Regions from separate parts of the Homo sapiens genome. Here region 1 is linked to region 2. Evidence: read pairs that join two places in POLR2A ChIA-PET (ENCODE). Cell type or tissue: Caco-2. All regions are shown on one strand. Each heading gives the region's core, and the rest is flanking DNA. Links, peaks and the distances in the headings are about the cores only. Region 1 has its middle 150 kb from the start of PTPN20. Region 2 overlaps LOC105378291 (a long non-coding RNA gene).

Region 1 (10,012 bases), core at 1,035-9,034, 170 kb after region 2:
ATATTGATTTGGCCAAAAATTAGGCTGTAACTACCATGATGGGGTTGAGACAAACAGAGAGACAGCACGTATGCACAGGAGGATGGTGTTTTTAAAGAGCGACATCCTCCTCTTCCATGGTGGAAGTTCATCCCGTGACATTTAAACTGGAAAATCAAGAAATGGCCTTCTAAACTTGTTATTTTAAAGTCAGGAGGAAAGCACCAGAAGAAACGGCAGGAATTCAAAGTGATTGCCTCTGGGGAACGGGAATCTGGAGTGGGAAGAGGAACGCTGTTTCTCATTACAAACCTTGAAGAACCATTTAAGTTTTAAAACTACATACATATATGACTCTGATAAACATACATTTTTAAAACTACTTACAAAACAGCAAGGAAAAGATTAAGAAGGGTGAAGGCAGCACATTTCAGACTGTTTCAGCGACTTACCTCCAAGTGAGTAAATACATAACTCAGTCTATGCCATTTAGGCATAGACCTAAAGGGGTGGCATCCAGAAATTTCTTCAAAGTCTTACTTATTATCTTTAAAATTCAGGCAGAAGTTTTTACTCTCTTTCATAATACATCCCTGTTTGTTTTTATAGTATGTGGCATACCTGGCAGAAGGTTTTCTTTTCCTCTCCTTTTGCCTTCTTTCTCTTTCCTGAGACACACATCAGGCTGGGATGACAGAGAAAGACATTCTTTCAGTAGAATAAGGTATAGAGGGTGCCCGTAGGATTAACTGGGAAGGGTGAAATATCTGATAATTTTTCAGTCATTACGGACTAGTACTACCAAGGCCCCTTATAGCATCTGCTCACCCCACTGTCTAAGCCTGGTGTCTCTGAGCAGGGAACTCAGGGAGCTTGAAGACTGGACCCCCAGCACAAGGCCAGGGTGGGACCCTCTTGGGATCAGGCGGCAGACAAAGCCCTGGAGGAGGGGAAGGAGATGGAGTCCAAGAAGGAAAAGACATCTCAGTCTTAGCATCAGAAAGACCATGGGGTTGCTCCCAAAGAGTTAGACCTAAAGCCCCACAGCAGAGAAGGAATCTGGGAAGGTGGGCTTCAAGGAAGAAAGTGGAGAATCCCATCCCAATTCTCCAACTCCTCTTGTGAATTCTGGAATCAGTACAGTTGTTATACTCACAGCAAACATCGTTCAGGGTCTTCTTGCACAACAGAGCTTTCAAAAATATGCTGTGATTTCATCAGTTTCCTTTATTGGCCACTGATATGCAAAGTCTATCCTGAGGCTCAGGATCCCCCAAGTTCTCCCAAAGACCCTCGGGCCCCAGTCTAGGAAGCATGGAGATGACAAGTGGAAAACAGTGGCATCACACATGGGACAGATGATGTGATGTTGGCAGGAAAATTCCCTGGGATACGACTTTTGTGGGGGTCTCTCCACGTCCTGCCCTGTTGGAGGCTGGAAGCCTCTGTGCTCTCTACCTCCTGGGGGGGCAGCAGGGCAGAAAACAGAAGGTTCTCAGAGAGTACCCCTGTTCCTAGCTCTTGTTCTTCAAACGTCAGGAAGTGTGTTGGGAAGAAGAAAGAAGTTAGCTGCAGAAGCCGGGAGGGAAAGAGGAAAGATTGTGCAGCCATCGAGGGAGGCAAAGTCCATGGCTCCTGGAGGAGAGACCCTGCCTGGCTAGCTGTCGGTGCTGAGGAAAGCAACTTCTGAAAGCAACTGCTAGAGGGAGGCATGGAATTTCCACTCCTGTGCAGGTTGCTGTGACCTTGGGGTCCAGATGCACGGTGCCCCTGGCCTTGAGGAGACCAGGTAGGCTGTGTTCTCCACATTATAGCCCTAACGGGTGGGTTGGAGGACTTGCTTGCTGCTCTTGTGGGACCTTCATAAGCCCAGGATTCAAAAGGAACCTTCAATATAACTGAGACTGAATTATTTCCAGCCAGGCAGAAGTGCCAGAAATTCAAAGAGTATTTGGGAAGCAAGGCATATGCCTGCCGCTTAAGTTATTCTTGTTGTTTTGAATTATGAACTCCTTTGCTTCAGGTGATGCCCCATCTGGCCTGGCATCCAAGGCAGGTGAGAAATTTCCTCCACCAGGCTTTGCTTGGCCTGGGATGAGGAATTCGACTGGAATCACACTCACTCCACCTTCCCACATCCAGACACAAGCAGTCACCTTTAGGGTTTTGCCTCTCTCTGTTCCAGACAGCTGGTTCCAGAGTCAGCTGTCACAACTGACCCTGACAGCTCTAGGGAGAATTAGCAAGGCAGAGGAAGGGAGTCCTTGGACAGAGAGGAGGGTGGACAAGGAAGAGAGGAGACTTTAGAGACAGGCACATCCCACAACCTCCGGTGTTACCATATCCAGCAGGCTGACTGAGCCGCACTGAGCCCTGGGCAGAAGTGGGTGATCTCTGAGCTGGGGCTGGGTTTCATTTTTCTTGTCTCTCTGAGCTCAGCCACCAGGCGATACCCAAGTTAGTATACCCCACCCACACTGTGGCCGTGTCCCAGTGCTCCAAACGCCACATTGAAGGGAGCTGGTCTCAGACTGCAGAGCTCACATGTGACAGACATAACCAATGGGGAAGAAAGAGTCGTCCCCTCATGAGTCTGAAGCCAGTACCTAAAGGAGAGAATGGGGAGGCGGCAAGGCATGGCCCCACAGCAGAGGTCGGAAGGAAGAGCTCCCAGGGTTAAGAAGCAAAGCCCCGAGACACAGCCACCATTCCCACCACCCCAGCTCAGGGCTACCTTTGGGACCCACCCAAAACTCAGCTAAGGCCAGGGAGGAGGGGTCCTCAAGGACAAGCTGCAGGCACCAAGCCCTGCCATCAGGCACTGGCCAGACTGGAGTGAGAAGCCCTGTGAGCACATACTCGCTCCTCTACTTGTTGGTCTTGGTTTTACGTGTCAACCGAGGAAACAGGGCCAGTGTGTGCAATCGCCTATGGTTGGAGGCGTGGTGGAAGGCGAGCCCCTTCTCCCCAGGCTTTCTGAAACCATGTGGGAGATCTCTACCAGAGTGACACTGCCTGCCTCCCATCCCCACCCCCCACTGCTGGTGGCGATGGGACAGTCCAGAGTCCTAGTTTGGGTAGGACAGAACCATAGAAAGGCAACCCCCCACTCCGGAGTCTCATTCCCTCCTCTCTGGGTCACTTTGACAGTCTTGCCTGCTCCAGCATTCTCTCGGGGCTGTCGGAAAAGTGACAGGGAGTGGGCACAGGGTTAGGGAGGTGAGTGTGGGCCTGCTGCTCCATCGGCAGTGCCGTGAGGAAGCTGCTGCTCCTTCTCCAGTTCTCCATCTCCTGCATTTCACTTCTCAGCTAGATGTAAGTGGAGAAGAGGAATAATGGGGTGTTATTTATGAGTCCCTTAAAACCTCAACAACCCTACCATGTGTCAGACGAGGTGCCTGGAGCTTTGTCAATCCCTCGTGTCATTTTGTGCCATAACTCTCCAGGCGGGAATTATCACCCTGTGCATGTGAGCCTCAGTCTCTGCCATTCCCACCCCTGCGCTCTTTCCTCCACACTGCAAAGTCCCCATCGGTAGCAGTACACTTGTCTCTCAGGGCTTGGGTGAGAAGCCCTGGGAACCTCATTTGGTGGGAAGCTTTTGTCAGCTGCAGAGCATCAAGCAAGCCTTGGGCTCTAGATTTTGCTGTGCCTCGCATTGCTGATAATCCAATGGTGTCTTGCCTCCAGCTCCCGAAGTCCACAGATGTGGCAGCGATCATGGCCCTGTTCCCTGCTCTCCTCAGCCCACACGTTCCCCTTAGATGACTTCATCGGCCACAAGGCTCCAATTACCGGCTCTCTGCTCAGATTTATGTCTCCCGCCCAGGCTGTGTGCAGGGATCCAGGTGCACACATCCAATCCTGTGCACACCTCCCTCAGCCGTCTGACAGCTGCCGAAGCTCCCAGGTCTACATCCACTTGACATCTGCTTCTCCAGATCTGCTCCTCCAGGGTCCTCCAGAACATGGTACTGTCCTTAGACACTGGCCCCTCTCTCAACACCCGTGTCCAATCAGGCTTTGAGTCAGGGTAGGTCAAACTGAGAACTCCTGGCCCTGTTCACATCTCTCTCTGCAAAGGCCAACATGGTTTCTTTGCCCGGGTTATGTGCTAGCCCCTAAACTAGTCTTCCATTCCCACCTTGGCCCCATCAAATCCATTCTGTGTACTACCCAATATAATAGTTCTTAGACACAAATCTGATCATGTCACACAGTCGTTTAAAGCCCTTCAAATCCTCCCAGTGCATTTGGAGGGAAACTGGATGGCTGACGGGGGCCCAGGCACTACAGGGCTGGCTTCTGCCCCTTCTTCAGAACTCCAGCCACAGAAGTCTCCTTTTTGTTCTCAGAAGCACCGGCTCTTTCCCATCAAGGCTCCCACACGTGTGTCCCTCTGCACGGCCTCTCATTCCCACACTTTGCTCAGCCAACTGCGGCCACCTTCAGTCTCAGATGGCATTAGATGGCACTTCTGCAGGGAAGCCCATCGCCCTCCAGATTGACCTGAGACCCCCCGCTCTCTGGAATACAGGAAGACTGAAAAAACCTTACTGTGTTTTGAACTGTAATGTGTTGTTTACACTTGTGTAATGACTTTCTTCCGTGAGGGATTATGGTGCCTTGAATACAGAAATCAGGGCAGCCTGTTTCTCAACTGTGTCCTCAGGGCCTTGGGCAGGTCTAGCATGAAGCAGGGATTAGTAAACATCAATGGAATAGATTCCATGGAAGAGGCTATTAAAATAAGTTGCAAAATACTGAATATATTGGTTTTTTTAGTCAACTATAATTTTAGAGCACCTGTAGGTTCACAGCAAAAACTACAGAGATTTCCCTTATACCCTCTGCCCCACACATGCACCGCCTCCCCCATTATCAACATCTCCCGCCAGAGTGGTGCATTTGTTACAATTGATGAGCCTACAGTGACACACCAGTATCACCCAGAGTCCATGATTAATTTGAGTTTACTCTTGGTGTTGCACATTTTATGGGGGTTAATAATGTCATGTATCCACCATTGTGTCAAGTGAGGGAAGAGGGCCAGTGTGTGCCATCACCTATCATTGGAGGCATGGTGGAGGATGAGCCCCTTCTCAGGCTTTCTGAGGCCACGTGGGGAGACCTCCACCAGAGTGACACTGCCTGCCTCCCATCCCCACCCCCCACTGATGGTGGTGACAGCACGGTCCACAGTCCTAGTTTGGGTGGAACAGGGCCATAGAAAGGCAGCAGCTCCCCACCCCGAAGTCTCATTCCCTCCTTTCTGGGTGAGTTTGACAGTCCTGCCATCCCCGGCACTCTCTCAATGGTATCCACATCGTAGTATCACACAGAATAGCTTCATGGCCCTAAAAAACCTCTGTGCTCTGCCGATGCATCCCTCTGTCCCCCCAACCCCTGGCAACCACTGATCTTTTAATTGTCTCCATAGTTTTGCCTTTTCCAGAATGTCATATAGTTAGAATCATACAGTGTGTAGCCTTTTCAGAGTGGCCTTTTTCACTTAGCAATATGCATTTAAGTTTCCCCCATGTCTTTCCATGTCTTGACAGCTCATTGCTTTTTAGCACTGAATCATATTCCATGTGCCTGGATGTGCCACAGTTTATCCATTCACCTACTGAAGGACAATTTGATGCTTCCAAGTTTTGGCAGTTATGAAGAAAACTGCAATAAACATTAGTTTTGGGGGTGCTGGTTGTGTGGACATAAGTTTTCAACTCTTTGGGGAAAATGCCAAGGAGTGTGACTGCTGGATCCTATGGTAAGAGTATGCTTAGTTTTTAAAGAAATGTCAAACTGTCTTCCAAAGGAAACTGTACCACGTTTCATTCCCACCAACAAATGAGAGCATTGTTGCTTCACATCCTCCCAACATTGGTGTTTCCCGGGCTTTGGATTGTGTTCATTGTACTGGTATATAGTTGGATCCTGTTTTAATTTGCAACTCCATAATGACATATGACATTGAGCATCTATTCAAACACTTATTTGCCAACTTGTATCTTCTTTGGTGAGGTGTCCGTTCACGTCTTTTGCCCATTTTTTAAATCAGGTTGTTCGTTTTCTTATTGAGTTTAAGAGTTACTTGTATATTTTAGGTGATAGTCCTTTGTAAGATGTGTTTTTTTCAAATTTTTCTCCCAGTCTGTGGTTTGTTTTCTCACTATTTCGAATTATATTGACTTGACTTAAGGACAAAAACAACCCTATTTTAAAGAGTTTGTAATGAGAATGAGTACAGCACCTTCTTCCTAGATCTAGAAGCAGTGCACAGCTGTGGTTTCCTAGGCTTTCCTGGCCATTAGATGTGGGTTTGTCAGGAGCCCACACTGGCCTGCTAAGCTGTGGCCACTAGTCCCACGTCTCCTGGGCTAGCTGTACTCTTTTGAAGCCAGTGCCTAGACTAATGCTTTGGGGTAGAAAGGCCGAAAGTCCTCTCACTAGAGACTCCACCTGACAGGCCTCTCTCTCCAGGGAGGAGGTGGTGGTGCCTCAAAGAAGAGGAATTCCCACTCTTGGTCATTCTAGCAAGGGACAGGAAATGAGATTAGTGACTGGGTGAGGCACAGGGACTTATTTGGAGCATTCTCAGGGAAGGGGAAGGCAATCTTACTCCCTGACAGTGAGGGAGGTCATGGGAGAGGCAGCCAGGAAGCCCCCTTGTTCCGGTCCAGGGAGCTCACCCCTGACAGAGGCAGCTGAGAGTTGATATGCCTGGGTTGATGACTCTTGCACCCATTTAATTTAAAGGATAAAGGTAGGCTGCAGTGCTTTGGGGCCAGGCCACTTGGTTTTGTGCTCCTTTCAGGTTTTTTCCACGGGGACTGTTGTGCATCTCACAGCACTCCACGTGCCTAAGACTGCAATTGTGGGTGCATGAGGAAGACAGAGCCCCTCCAACTCTTCCTGCCCAGCCGTTGGTGAGAACAGAGCCAGAGCTGGAGCTGCAGGAGACCTTGGTGCAGTGCCCAGTGCACACTGCCCTACCTGACAATTCTGTTGGGATCTGGGGGACAGCCAGGATCCAGAGGGGCTGGAGGAACAGAACAAGGCCCTGGACATAGGCTGGCCACAGAGCAAGCGCAGCCAAAGAGGAAGTGCTGTGCCTGGTTTCTTTCCGCCCTCCCTCCTCCTTCTTCCCTGTTAACTGTTCTGCTGGGAGCCTCCGGATCATGGATTAGGGATTGTGGTGGGACCCTGTCAGACTCACCATGTTGAAGCAGGTCACCAAAGGTCACACAGTTGCCCAGGATGAGAATGCCTGTGCCCAGGGGTGCATCAGGTAGAGTGAGGAGCTGGGATTGGATCCCTTGGCCAGGCTGCTGCTTCTGCAATTATCCAGCTACCGTAGGACAGGAATAAAAGAAGCCACAGAAATCAAAGAGCTGAGGTAAGCAGGAAGGCAGGGCGAGAAGGGAGGGCCCAAAACAGCCTTTCCCCAAAACAGACTTTGCTCATGATGATGGGAACTGTCGAGTCTTTTGAGGGACCAAAAGGGGGACACAGTAGCAGAGCTGAAGGGCCTTGTCCTCCAGGAATCAGGAAGGAAAGGAAACTAAGGCAGCCAGAGTTTATGGGTCAGTGCTGGGCCCCAAAGCCCAACCGTGCAAAGGGTTTTGGCTCCACCTCCAGCAAAATGATGTCTGATGATGTGTCCCAGGATGGGGTCTCTGCCAGCCCTCCTACTCATTGATGCTCACCCTGCACCCAGAACCACTCAAGAAGCAGCGGGGGTGGGATGAACCTCCAGGATGCCTGCAGGTGGGGCAGATTCAGGGGTGAAATTCAGAACTGATATAAGAAGTAGATTTACCTTGAAGCTAATGATGCTTCCAGCACAGGCCTCTCATTTGTAGGAACCCCTTCCAAAGCCCCAGGAGTGGCTCTAGCAATCAATGTAAGTAAGAAGATAACCTCTCATTCTACTGGGACCTCCCCTGTGTCCCACACAATGCACTCTGCCCCCATCAGGTGGCACTGGAGTGGCCCCAGGCATATGGGGGATCCAGAGAGGTTCAGCTGAGAATATGTTATTTAATCTATAATCTGGAAAGATGCTTTGAAAAGTTGCAATAAAACAAATGAGAAGTTATGGTCTTCCACTTTGGACAGAAATATGATTTTGTCATCCTTAAATTTTTAATTAAGGAACAGAGAAAAAAATTAGATAATGATTAATGGGGCCAGGCATGGTGGCTCTCACCTTTAATCTAAGCACTTTGGGAGGCTGAGGTGGGAAGATCACTTGAGCTCAGAATGTTGAGGCTACAGTGAGCTATGATCACACCACTACACTCCAGCCAGGGTGACAGAGCAAGACCCTGTCTCAAAAAAAAAAAAAAAAAAGGAAAGGAAAAAAGAAAGAAAGAATTTACTGTTAATAAAATTATGTTTTTAAATGTTCATATTTTACCATGAAGAAGTAGAAATAAATGCCTAATAAAAATAATAATCAGGCTCTTGGAATATTTAGTAATCTAATCAAGAGAAGTGAGTCCTATGAAGACATTGGGGAAACTTTTAAATTTATTGATGAATTAATCAAAACTGACAAAAACAAAGAAGACACTAAACATGAATACCATTAAAATGTGGGTCTAGAAGTGTATTTGTCATTCAGAGAGCATTTCAGGTCAATCACCATACAGAAAATTTGACATGCCCTAAAGTCATACAGCTCAGATGGGATAGAAACATGGTTCAAGTCTTCCCTAATTTTTTCAACAATTTATTATAATTTATATGACATTATCAATTCATCATGAAGTTGAAATAAATTTTTCTCAACTACCGATTTTTTCAGAAAATGCTGTTTGACCAGCACTGCCAGAGGAAAGACTGAAATTACCTTTCTATTATGACTCTAGAAAATCATTGTCATATGAAGAGGGAAACAGCAAGTACCTAGCCAAAAATACAAGAAGGAAAATATTACACAGTATGTCTGGAAGCCAGTAAATAATATGTTTTTGCAGAGTTTTGTGATGTTTACATTATTTATCAGCTTTTAAAAAATGTGTAGTTCATTTTAATTCTTGTATCATTTTGAATAAGTATTCACTTTTACACCTAGTTTTGTACTCACAATTTTGTTATCCTTTTTCTTTACAAAGTCCCCTACATTTAATATGGAATCGTAGAAACTAGATGGACTGTGACAGAGGTGGTGACCAGGCATGGGTGCAGACACAAACTCTGCACGGCCTCAGTCACCTTAGCCCAGAAGCCACCTCTAGGCCCTGGGACAAAGAGCCAACCTAACCACCCGCAGGCGTGCAGCCCCACTGGCAGGCACTAGCTCTCCATCCCCCAACACCTCCCCATGGCTCAGGCGCCCCTGATTCAAATGGGGAATGGACTGGCATCTGGTCACTAGATATCTCGTCCCCAGATTAACTTTTGAGTCATTTCCAATCCTGTTCTTTTTTAAAGACTGATGGTGTGTACTTTCACACTCCTGGAAAGCAAATAACATGAGTTTCTGGAGGACAAACTGGCAATACATATTCAAAGTATTCATACTCTTTGGCCTGGCAATCCCCCTTACAGGAATCTATGAATAGGAATGATCAGAAAAACAGACAAATATGTAAGCAAAATAAGGTTCCCACAGCATTGCATGACACAATACCAACAGTGTTAACAGAAAGAAAATCCTTCTGTTATGTCTCTCCCTTGTCACTAGGTATCCACAGCCTGAAGAAATTTACCAACATATTAACTAAAATGCTCTGAGTGGTACAATTCGGAGGATGGTTGTTTTCTTCTTTATGCATTTTGTGTGTGTGTGTAACACAGATGAGTTTATCAGAAGAAAATGCACTTTTAAAATGAAACAGTCGTAGAAGGAAATCAATCAGACACCTAAATTAGGAGGCTGACACAACTGCTCCCAAAGGAATGTCTTAGTACCCCTCAGTATTTCTTTAAAATAAATGGCTTCAGAAGGCTAAAAAATGGGCCTGCCCACCTCTTTTCTCAGGGATCCCTAGAGCCTTTGCTCAGACACTTTGATTCAGTA
Region 2 (10,012 bases), core at 955-8,954:
CATAAAGGTTATTTCTATGTGCTGGCAGGAGAAGGGTTTGGCTTCTGCTGACAACTCTTATAAATAGCAGTGCAGGGCATAAAGCCTTTGGAAGGTGGATTGCTTCTTGGAATAAATTCTCATGAGTGAAAATAATTAGTTGCAAGATACATCTGGGCCTGACACAGAATGCCAAATTATTTTTTGGAAGGTTCATGATGGTTCACACTTTCACCCTCAAGACAGGGAGAACCAGTTCATTACACCCCGCTCATCCCTTGAGTATTCTTCCAGAGGAGAAAAATGACTCTGCAAGAGGCTTTTAATTTTTTGTTTCATTGATTGCTAGTGAGGCTAAACCTTCATTGCGTGTTCTGCAACTGAGTAAATGATCTGCTTCTACTGTGGCCTGTGCATCCACTTCCTGGCTCCGAGCCCTGTTTTACTTCCTCCCAGTCTTCAGCTCTCCAGCCAGATGCCACCCATCCCAGCCCCAGTCTGGGTCAGTGCTCTGAGCACACCCATCCCCACCCAGCTGGGAGACTCCTGCATTGAGATCTGTCCTCCACTACAGCACGACCTCCTGAGAGCAGGGAGACACACAGGGTAGACACATCGTCTGTGCTCAGTGCTGAACCAATCTGTGTCTTCCTCCCAGTGCTATCTGATGAGACTGCCTTTGAACTGTTATTTCCATCTTGAGGTCTTGACTTCTAGGCTCTGATCCTAGAACTGTGGCTGCCACCAGCTACAGAAGTCACCCCAAATGTCTTCCATTTCTTAATAAAGTCATCTTTCTGGGCCTCAGGAATCTCAAATCCCTTCTGTAGAGCCTCCCAGCACAGGGCTGCTAAGAGTTAATTAATCCACTTGGGAAGCCAGTCTGCCCTGGCAGGGTTCAGTCCATGGAGACGATCACATTTATCGTTTAGTTAAAGGCTTCATTTAGCCCCTGCCCTGAGGTGCGCACAGAGACATTTTCTTGGGCAAACTTAATTATTGCATCAGAAGAAAAAACATGTTCTCATGTTAGTTTTGGGGAGGGAGCAAGCGCCAGCAAGACTTCCTGTAATTTTCATTACCAGTAATGACATTTTCCACAATCCTGAATTCATTGGGTTATTTTAATTCTTTTTATATTCTTTGTCTAAATGGTGAAGGAATCTATCAAGGGGAGGCATGATATCACTTTTCATAAACTCAAGAAGTTGTAGGGTATTTTGAAAATCACCTAATCCATGCCTCCACCTTCATACAGCAGAACCATAGCTAAATCCTCTGACAGCTAGAAACCTCCTGAATCAGTCAAGATTTCTAGAGAAATGACTTCCACAGTCTCCCTGAACAAGCTGTTCTGTGGTTTGGAAACTCAGAATCAGGAAGGTCTCCCCAGGTCTGATAATTGTCCTTTGCAATAGCAGTGACAGTGTAAGGCTCCCTTTTATGGGCCGCAGCGTTCTCAACCTGGGTGCACGTGGAAATCACTGGGAAAATTTGAAGGTCCTGATGTCCAGGTCACACCCAGACCAATTAGATCACCTGCCTTGGGGAGGGAGCAGAAACCTGTCTTTTCAATGTCCCTACCCTGGGGGATGCTGATGTGGAGCCAGAGTGGAGACCCTGGCTCCATTTCTGCTTATTTGTCAAATGTCTCACCTGCAAGGGACATTAATGTCCACCTGGTTCATGGTTCCCAGCCCTGCCTGAACAGCAGAATCACCTGGGAAGGTTAAACAACCTATTGGTGCAGGGACCCCACCCCCACTGGTCCTGACTGAATTGATCTAGGGCCTGGCTACTTTTTGAGAGCTCCCCAGGGCTCTCTGTCCAAGTGAGGAAGGTGGCCAGGTCTGCTACCTTGTGTGAGAGGAGCTAAGGCAGACTCCAAGAGACCTTCCCACATGCAAATGCATTCATTTTGCAAGGGCATTAAGAGTCCCTGAGTTCTGCTGTCAGGCCAACGGCGCCTCTAGGACCCAGCGGCCACTCCATGTGGGTTACTCAGAAAGATGATTTCTTATCATTTGGTGCCTGAGAAGGTCCTAACCCCTGCAACCTGTGAATATGAATTTCTAGGCAAAAACAATGTATTCCAGATGTGATTAGGTTAAGGAGTTTGATAAGGGGGATTATCCTGTAGTAACCAGGTATGCCCTAAATGCATCACAAATGTCTTTATAAGAGAGGCAGAGGGAGGCTGAAAACAGACAGAAAAGAAGTGATGTGACCATGGAGATGGAGAATGGAGTGATGCGGCCACAAGCCGAGGAATGCTGGCAGCCACCAGAAGCTCAGCCAGGCAAGGACCTTGGGACCCTGGAAGGAGCATTCCCCAGCTTGTTAACTGTAGAGGGTATCGACTGCAAGTTGTCTAGGTTCTTGGTGTTTTGAACAAAGAATTGAACAAAACACACAGCAAAGCAAGGAAAGACTGAAGCAGCAAAAGTAGAAATTTATTGAAAATGAAAGTACATGCCACAGGGTGGGAGTGGGCCAGAGCAGCAGCTCAAGGGCCTCGGTTACAGTATCTTCCGGGGTCCAAATATCCCCTAGAGGTTTCCCATTGGCCACTTGGTGTTCACCCCATGTAAATGAAGTGGTGGCCGGCAATCAGTCTAATTGTTTTGGAAAGCAACCAGAGGCTGAAGTTACAAACTTACTCTATGCAAACATCTGATTGTCTGCTGCAACCAATCAGAGGTACTTTCAATTATCTATCTGCCTCAAATAATGACAGCTTTGATTATTGCTTTCCAATCTCTCTTTTATTTCTTTTTTCTTCTTATTGCACTGCCTAAGCCCTTTAATGCATTACAGCATTGAAAAGATAAAAGAAGGCATTCTTGCCACTTTTCTGATATTAAAGGGAATATCTTAAACACTTTTACATGTGATTTGCCATAGGTTTTGTTTCTTTATTAAGTCATGAGTGGATGTTGAATTTTATCAAACAGATCTTTGCATCTATAAACCTGAGCATGGACTTTCTCCCTTCGATCTGTTGATATGACACATTACATTAATTGATTTTCAAAATTAAACATCTCACTGACATTCTGGTGGCTTCCTGACCTTGCTGCCTTTTATGGCTCTTCGGGCTTCTACCCTTTTTTTCTGTTCCCATGGGAGTATCTTTGGAAGAGAGTGGCCCTGCTCACACCAGAACTAGACATTACATTTTTCATGACTCCAACAGTGCACTTGCAATTGGGCTTATGTGGATGGACAGGGCTAGATTCCTTCCATCATGCTGCCTTGCTCGACTGTCCGATCTTGGGACATTTGACAGCAAGCCTCTCGGGTCACCCTCAAATCATCTTTCTCCCAGACTTTCTGACAGTTCACCTTATTGTCTTTGGCCTTGAGACCTCTCTCTTCATCATTCTCCTGCATCCCTGATTCTCTAGGACCTCAGTCCTGGGGACCAGGCTTTCGCCTGGCCAAAGAGCACATCCTCCCCTCTGCTCCCCTCCCTGCAGTGCTGGCCCTTCTGGCTGTGCTGTGAGACTGGCCACAATGTCTAATGGGAGCCCCCATTTCTGGGCCTCCTGCTGCTCAGCTTGGTCTTTCAGAGAGCACCCCTCAAAACCCAGAGCACCAGATGGCAGCCACCCCCAGGTCTCCACGTCACCTATGAGAAGCGTTCAGGCCCAGCACACGGCCTGGCCCCGGAGTGGTGCTTAAGAAATGTTTGTTGGTTCTTGCTCTTTCTTATAGCTGAGCCTGGGTCTAGGGATGCCCTCCCTGGCCAGGCATGGCTAAGAGGTGGGGTGAGGGGCTTCATGGGTTCGCCTGTGTCCCCTGCAGCACCCCTCACTGCAGGCTCAAGCTTACCAGGACCCCCACTACTGACTAAACACACATGTTGGATCCTACTATTAAAAGCAGTGAGAATTTAATCCTTCAGAGTTCAGCTCAAGCATCCTTTTCTCAGAAGACTCCCTAACCTCCTAGACTAGGTCACTGGGTCAGTCAGAGTCCCTGCGGGAAACAGATGGTATATTTAAATTGGGTAATTTGATCAGAGTTCAATGAGGGGACTGTCTACAAAGTGTGACTGGTTTAGGTGAAGCCCCTGGGGTGGGGTGGTCCTCTAAGCCAGTGGAGCTACCTTAAGTGGGACCTGATGGAGTGGGGGCAGGAGTGATTCTCAGAACCTTGTGCAGCATGGGGGCTGGGCGGGAACTGGGCCTGCTGCAGAGAATGCAGCGGGCAGGGAGTCAGAAAACCAGTGCCCACATTCCTCCCTGGCTGCCTCCAGCCTCTGGTCTCCAGCTGGCCCTCCTATCAGGTGAATGCAGCTGGAAGGCACGGGCCAGCCTGTAGGGAGGCTCTGCACACTGCACATGTGTGCGATTGTGTGATTGTGTGTCTGCCCCATGAGAGTGTGAGCTCCACGAGGAAGGAAATGTGCACATCTCACTCACAGCACAGCATCTGGCACATTACCAGGGCTCACTAAAAGTCCGCTGACTGGTGCAGAGGTGTAATCAATGGACTGTCCTGGAAGACATTACTGAGGAACCCAAGAGGGACTCATCACCCCTCATTCCCTTGAATACAGTGCCCTTACTGTTTTCTCTTGTCTCTTCATGGAACTTGGGAGGTCCTAGATGAAAGGTCTCAAGGGCAACTCCCACCTCATCTTCAACTCCATGGCTAGAGCATGCTCTCCCCAGCATGGCTAGGGGCCTTCAGCGTGGCTTGACATCCTCCGAACACGTGACTGCTCTCCTGAGATGTGTGGGTGTCTCCTCTGCTCTCATGCTCCAACTTCCCCATGTGCCTTGCTATGGACTGAATGTCTGTGTTCCCCCAAATCCATATGTTGAAGCCCCAAGCCCCAGGGTGATATTATGGGAGGTGGTGCCTTTAGAAGGTAATTACGGTTAGATGGGGTCATGAAGGTGGTGCCTCCATGATGGGATTAGTCCTTACGAGGGGATGAAGAGACCAGAGCTTTCTTTCCCACATGTGAGGACACAGTGAGAAGTCGGCTACCTGTGAGCCAGGAAGAGAGTCCTCACCAGGGACCCACCATGCTGGCTGGCACCTTAATCCCCAACACCCAACCTCCAGAACTGTGAGAAATACATGTCTTGTTTTAGCCTGTAGCCCCTTGGTGTATGGTATTTTGCAGTGAAGACATCTCCTGGAAGCTTCTTTCAGACCCCCCAGCTTCCCTGTCTCTGGCCCTTGACACCACTCTTGAACTTCCCTCCTGTCCTACATGTGGTATCTAAGGAGGAGTCACTGTCCCTTCCGAATGCTGAAAGGCCCTGAATGGTCGGGAGTGGCTCTGGCTTCCAAAAAGTGAAAGTTAGTCCTAGAATGACAGGTGTGGGCTAGAGGGAACAGCCCCTCCACCTTCAGGACAAGTGGGGGCGCTGGCCTTCCAAAGATTCTCTTCAGGTGCAGAGGACAGGCTCATGTGAAGCAGCTGCTGGCTCTTTCCCTTGGTCTGCACGAGGTGCATCCTGCCCTGGGCTGGCCTGAAACTGAGCGCTGGGGATGTGGAGGGAACAGCCTTGAGGGGTTCATGTCTGGTCACCAAAGAGACAAAAAACAAGCTGACAGGATAGGATGGGGGTGTGCAGATGGCCAGGCCTCAGGGAGGAAGGAGTCATGAGGAGGTCTGCAGCATGGGCGGGTACCGGGACTCAGAGGGAACCTGAGCAAAGGGGAGGACATGAGCTGAGTCTAAGGGGACCCCAGGCCATTTTCCACATGCAGGGAAGATGTCGGCAGAAGCCCTGAAGAGAAGCTGTGCCTGCTGAGAACCATCAGACACAAGGTAGACCCATACAGGGCTCACTCAAGGGCATGGTGACCTTGAGGCCCCAGCTTCAGGTAGGTAAGTTGCCTGCATTCTTCTGTCATCCCCGACTCCTCTCATTTGACTAGGTGTGAGTGATAGCATCAGTGTCTCCGAACTCAGGAGATATCACCTGGCCACACATCAAAGTCATGTAGGGAGCTCTGTGAAAAGACACTGGTTTTAGGGCTCCTCCTCCTGAGATAAATATTGACTGGGCTGGGCAGGGGCTGGGAGATTTGACAGTTTTTAAACCTCCTGCAGCTATTTGAGTGTGTAGCTGGGATTTAGAACCACTCGTCCAAGGAATGTCTGCAGAGGCAGGCAAGCTCTTTCTCTGCGTGTCCCAGCCTATTAGCTGCCAAAGATGATTCCAAAGTCCATTCTTTCCACTTTAAAATACAAGATGCTGTTTGATAGATCTCATTTTATGTTTTTCAAAGCAATGGGTTTTTTTTTTTTTTTTTTTTTCAGAATTGAATGACTGTGGTGTTTGGGGAGAAATAAAGGCTGAGTGCCAGCTTTTCTTCCTCCTCTTGGAACTGGTGCATCAGCTTGTGGAAGCATGTGGAGCTTCTGTGGGGTCCTGGGGCATGGACAAGTGGGAATCAGTCAGCTGATAGTTCAGTAGGGTGTAGGGAGTGAAGCTTTGACTGCACCCAGGAGAGCTGTAGAAAAAAGTCACCATGAGATATTAAATGTCATCACTTTCAGATTATTCATTATATATATATAGGAATAATTTTAAAAGCCACTTGAGAGATCAACTGAAGAGGTGTGGACAGAGTTTTATGCACAGAGATACACATATTGAAAACCACCAACTTTTTCAGTAAAAAGAGAAAGCTGCTGTGCCAGATGACAGAATCCAGCGGAGAAAAAAATTTAATGACAGGGAGATCATGGTATAATGCTAAACCAAAGAAACATATAAGCCTACACATAAAGTAGCATCTCAATCATGTAAAATTCAAGAATTAGGCCATAATTTTTAAGTATTTTCAAATACTGCAGCCTTTCAATTATCAGTTAATGGTATTACATATGAGTTATTATTTCTTTCTTATTTATTAGTATTTTTAAAGATTTTCTGTAATAAGAGTGCATTATTTTCATAATCAGAAAAAAATTATAACAAAAATATCATAACAAGTCAGTTAAGTGGCAAGTGGCCAACTGGAGGAAGGGTTTCCACATTTAGCAAATAAAAAGATAGAATGTTCATTGCATTTGAATTTTGGATAAATGACAAATAAATGTTTAGTATAAGTATATCCCAAATATTGCCTAAGCTATACTTATGTTAAAAAAGTATTTGTTACATCTCTGAAATTCTAATTTAATTATGTATTTCTTTAATTTATCTGATAACCCTACCTGGAGGGGAAGGAGAACAGGCCCAGGCCATGTGGGAGATTTCAAGCCATCCTGAGAGCTCCCCGGCTGCCCAAGACACAGGCTTTGGCTGGGCTTCCCTATGTCAAGCGATGGAAGGCACCATCTATGCAGCAGCCATGCTCTCTCCTGAGTCCTCAGATCAAATATCTTCTTATTTCTGGACTTAAGTACAGCTGCTCCAGCATATACACCTACTTCATGCAAATGATAACAATAATATTTATTTGTGTTGCATGCTAACATTCTCAGTGGGCATCATATTACTAATCACATGTGTGGATTTTTATCTCTGATGGGTCACCCAGCAAGTGTCAGATCTTAACACAGCTCCTCTAAGACAGGGTCTATTCTTAGTCCCATTTTGTGGCTGAGGAAACCAATGCTCAGAGAGGACAGAAGCTTGCTGGAGGCCACACATCTGCAGGGTCTGGTCTCAGATCCCACTGCCCTGCCCCCACTGAGCCTGGTGCAGGAAAGCTCTTCTCTGTGCTGTGCTCTGTCACTGTAATCTTGGAAGCAGCCCTGGGAGATGGCAGCCCTGGGAGATGCCTACCATAGGAAAGCTAAGTCCCCTCTCCCCCTCCCCCGACCCCAGCAGGATCCCATTGGTTTCTTCTGATCTTTCTCCCTCCCTCTCTGCCATGAAGGTTTTTGGAATCTGCTGGGTCTGCTAGATCCTCTCACTATCTCTGAACCTCAGACAAATCACCAGAGCTGCCAGTGCATCAATACTCTCACCTAATCCAGAAACATGAACTTGGCTCTCAGTGCAAACACCCTTCCCACCAGGTTGCAGCATTCCCAGGTGACTTTTAAGTGGGTTACAGTGAAAGTTTCTTCAAAAGCATCTCTTTCCCTGCTATCCAGGGCTTTAACTGCTGATTGATGATTTATAATATAACAAACAGAAAAATTTTTTTTATGGTTGAATTTCTGGCTTCAGCTCTTATCAATCTTATATTGTCTAGAAAAAACCAAGATCGTGACTTCTGAGGAAAATCCCCACATACATCTCATTGTACTTATTCCTTGGTGAAATCCTTAAACTGAAGTCTTGTTGTGAATACATTGTTTCTAATTTTTCTTATTTCTTTGAGTCCCTTCAAGGCCTCTCACCAAACCAAATCCTAAAGCTTTCTTGGAAATCCAGAAAATTAAGTGAAACAAGAACACTGTAGAATATATTAAATGGTCTGGCACAAATTAATGAAAAGCTCTTTGCTTGTAAAAGAAAATAAAGATTCAGTTCACTCAAACAAGGAAAGCTCTGTGGGGAAAGCCCACATTTTCCACTTGGCTTCAGCACCTCCAAGTGCAGTGAGTGGTGAGTGAGCAGCTCAGTGTGAGCATGCCACTGTCTACACGGGTGGCATGAGGAAGAAGAGTGGCCCAGCACAAGGCAGGGTCTCTCAACAACGGTAACAGATAGAGAACACCGTGTTCATTTTCTGCATGAGGAGATGGATCCTCCCATGCACAGAGGGGTCCAGCAACATGCCCAGAGTCTCCCAGCTAGTAAATCATGAGGCTGGACCCGACCCCAGACCCTGAGCTTTCCAGCACATGGCTCTGCCTCCCTCATGGGCCAACGTCTCCAAAGTCTAAGGAAGGATCAATCCTTTAAAGTCAGAATGTGCTGCAGTTCAGAGGTTTATGAACCTGGGGTTGGCTCTGAACCATCTCCAGGGCCTGACTTTGGGCTGCCCTGGAAGCTTTCTTGGCACCTTCGGTCATCATTGGGCTAGCCCCCATCATTCCTATCTCCCTCTGAACTGATTCTCTTTTCCAGCTTCAGCATGAGGGAGAATGCCAAGGTCATATAGACCATGGCCAACAAGTAAACTGTGAAGATTTGTCCCCTTTACGGTGTGGTGACGTAGAACAAGTTATTTGACCTCCAGGACTCAGTCTCCTCGTCTGCAAAGTGAGTATACTAACGATCACTTCCAGGACTGTTGCAAAGATTTATGAGACACTGAAGATGTTCAGTAACCTTGTCCATCCTCCAGCTCTTTGCAGGTTCAAATGTTTCGGATAAACCAGACCCTGAATGAGTAGGAGAAGGAACATGTGAAGAAAGCCAGGGGCCCACAACATCCCTCTCTTTGCACAAGGTAATGCAGTTCTACTCCTAAAAATCATCCTCCAATAAAACTGTATCTAGGGTAGAACCTTGACTAATGATACTTGGTATCTCTCTGTGGTCAATGATAGGACTAAGTTGGACATGAGAGATGCTATTCTCAGAATTAAGGGTCAGGGAATACAATGTGGTGACTGCAACCTGGTGCTCAGCTACCCATTAAGAAGCTCTTTAAAAAGTAAAGTCGTGGTGACATTCAGGGATGGTAGTGTGGCCAGTTCAGGTGACAGACACTCAAAGCTCTATGTGGAATAGTGGAGGAGCCTCAAACTGTTCCCTGGCCCCGTCCAGAAGGAAATGCCCATGCCAGGCGCCTTGGGCATGGTGTTCTTGCCTCTCGCCTGGCTCCCCATCCAATCTGCACCCTCTGCCAAGGATTGAAGTCATGGCCACCTCCACTTCCAACGCCCGCTCTGTGGCTGTGCCAGGAGTTGGGCATTAGCTCCCTTTCACTTATTTGTACAGGATGAATTATGCCAGGGTCGTGTTAACCATCATTTGGAGATTATTTTTGGAGACAGAAAACTCTTTAGCAGCAAGCGCAGGAGGTTATACAACGACTGTGCAAGGGAGACTCTTGGATACTCAAAATAGACCTTCCAAGGTGAGGTCATCATCAAATGGCACTCTGGGGACAGAGTTTATGGACTCACCTTTGGAATACTGTGTGGTGAGCG

Evidence for each region. Peaks named below come from ENCODE experiments on the same cell type or tissue, not always from the same donor. Only the 100,000 strongest peaks of a DNase experiment are listed, where the experiment ranks them.
Region 1: POLR2A ChIA-PET joins it to region 2 with 11 read pairs; 2 of 35 experiments call an interaction of 5 or more read pairs at or near these places.

What each region holds. Positions count from the first base shown.
Region 1 is chr10:47,052,858-47,062,869 of GRCh38, reverse strand. No RefSeq gene overlaps it. Among named protein-coding and RNA genes, the nearest start is that of PTPN20, 150 kb to the right of the region's middle. In Caco-2, for the core only: no CTCF peak of the experiment used is centred there; no DNase peak of the experiment used is centred there; H3K27me3 peaks cover 972 bases.
Region 2 is chr10:47,221,186-47,231,197 of GRCh38, reverse strand. LOC105378291 (a long non-coding RNA gene) reads right to left here. Exons shown (of 5, transcript XR_945937.3): 4 at 7,172-7,386; 5 at 2,409-6,462. Among named protein-coding and RNA genes, the nearest start is that of GDF10, 74 kb to the left of the region's middle. RefSeq lists a silencer at 2,212-2,601. In Caco-2, for the core only: no CTCF peak of the experiment used is centred there; a DNase peak (open chromatin) is centred at 5,907.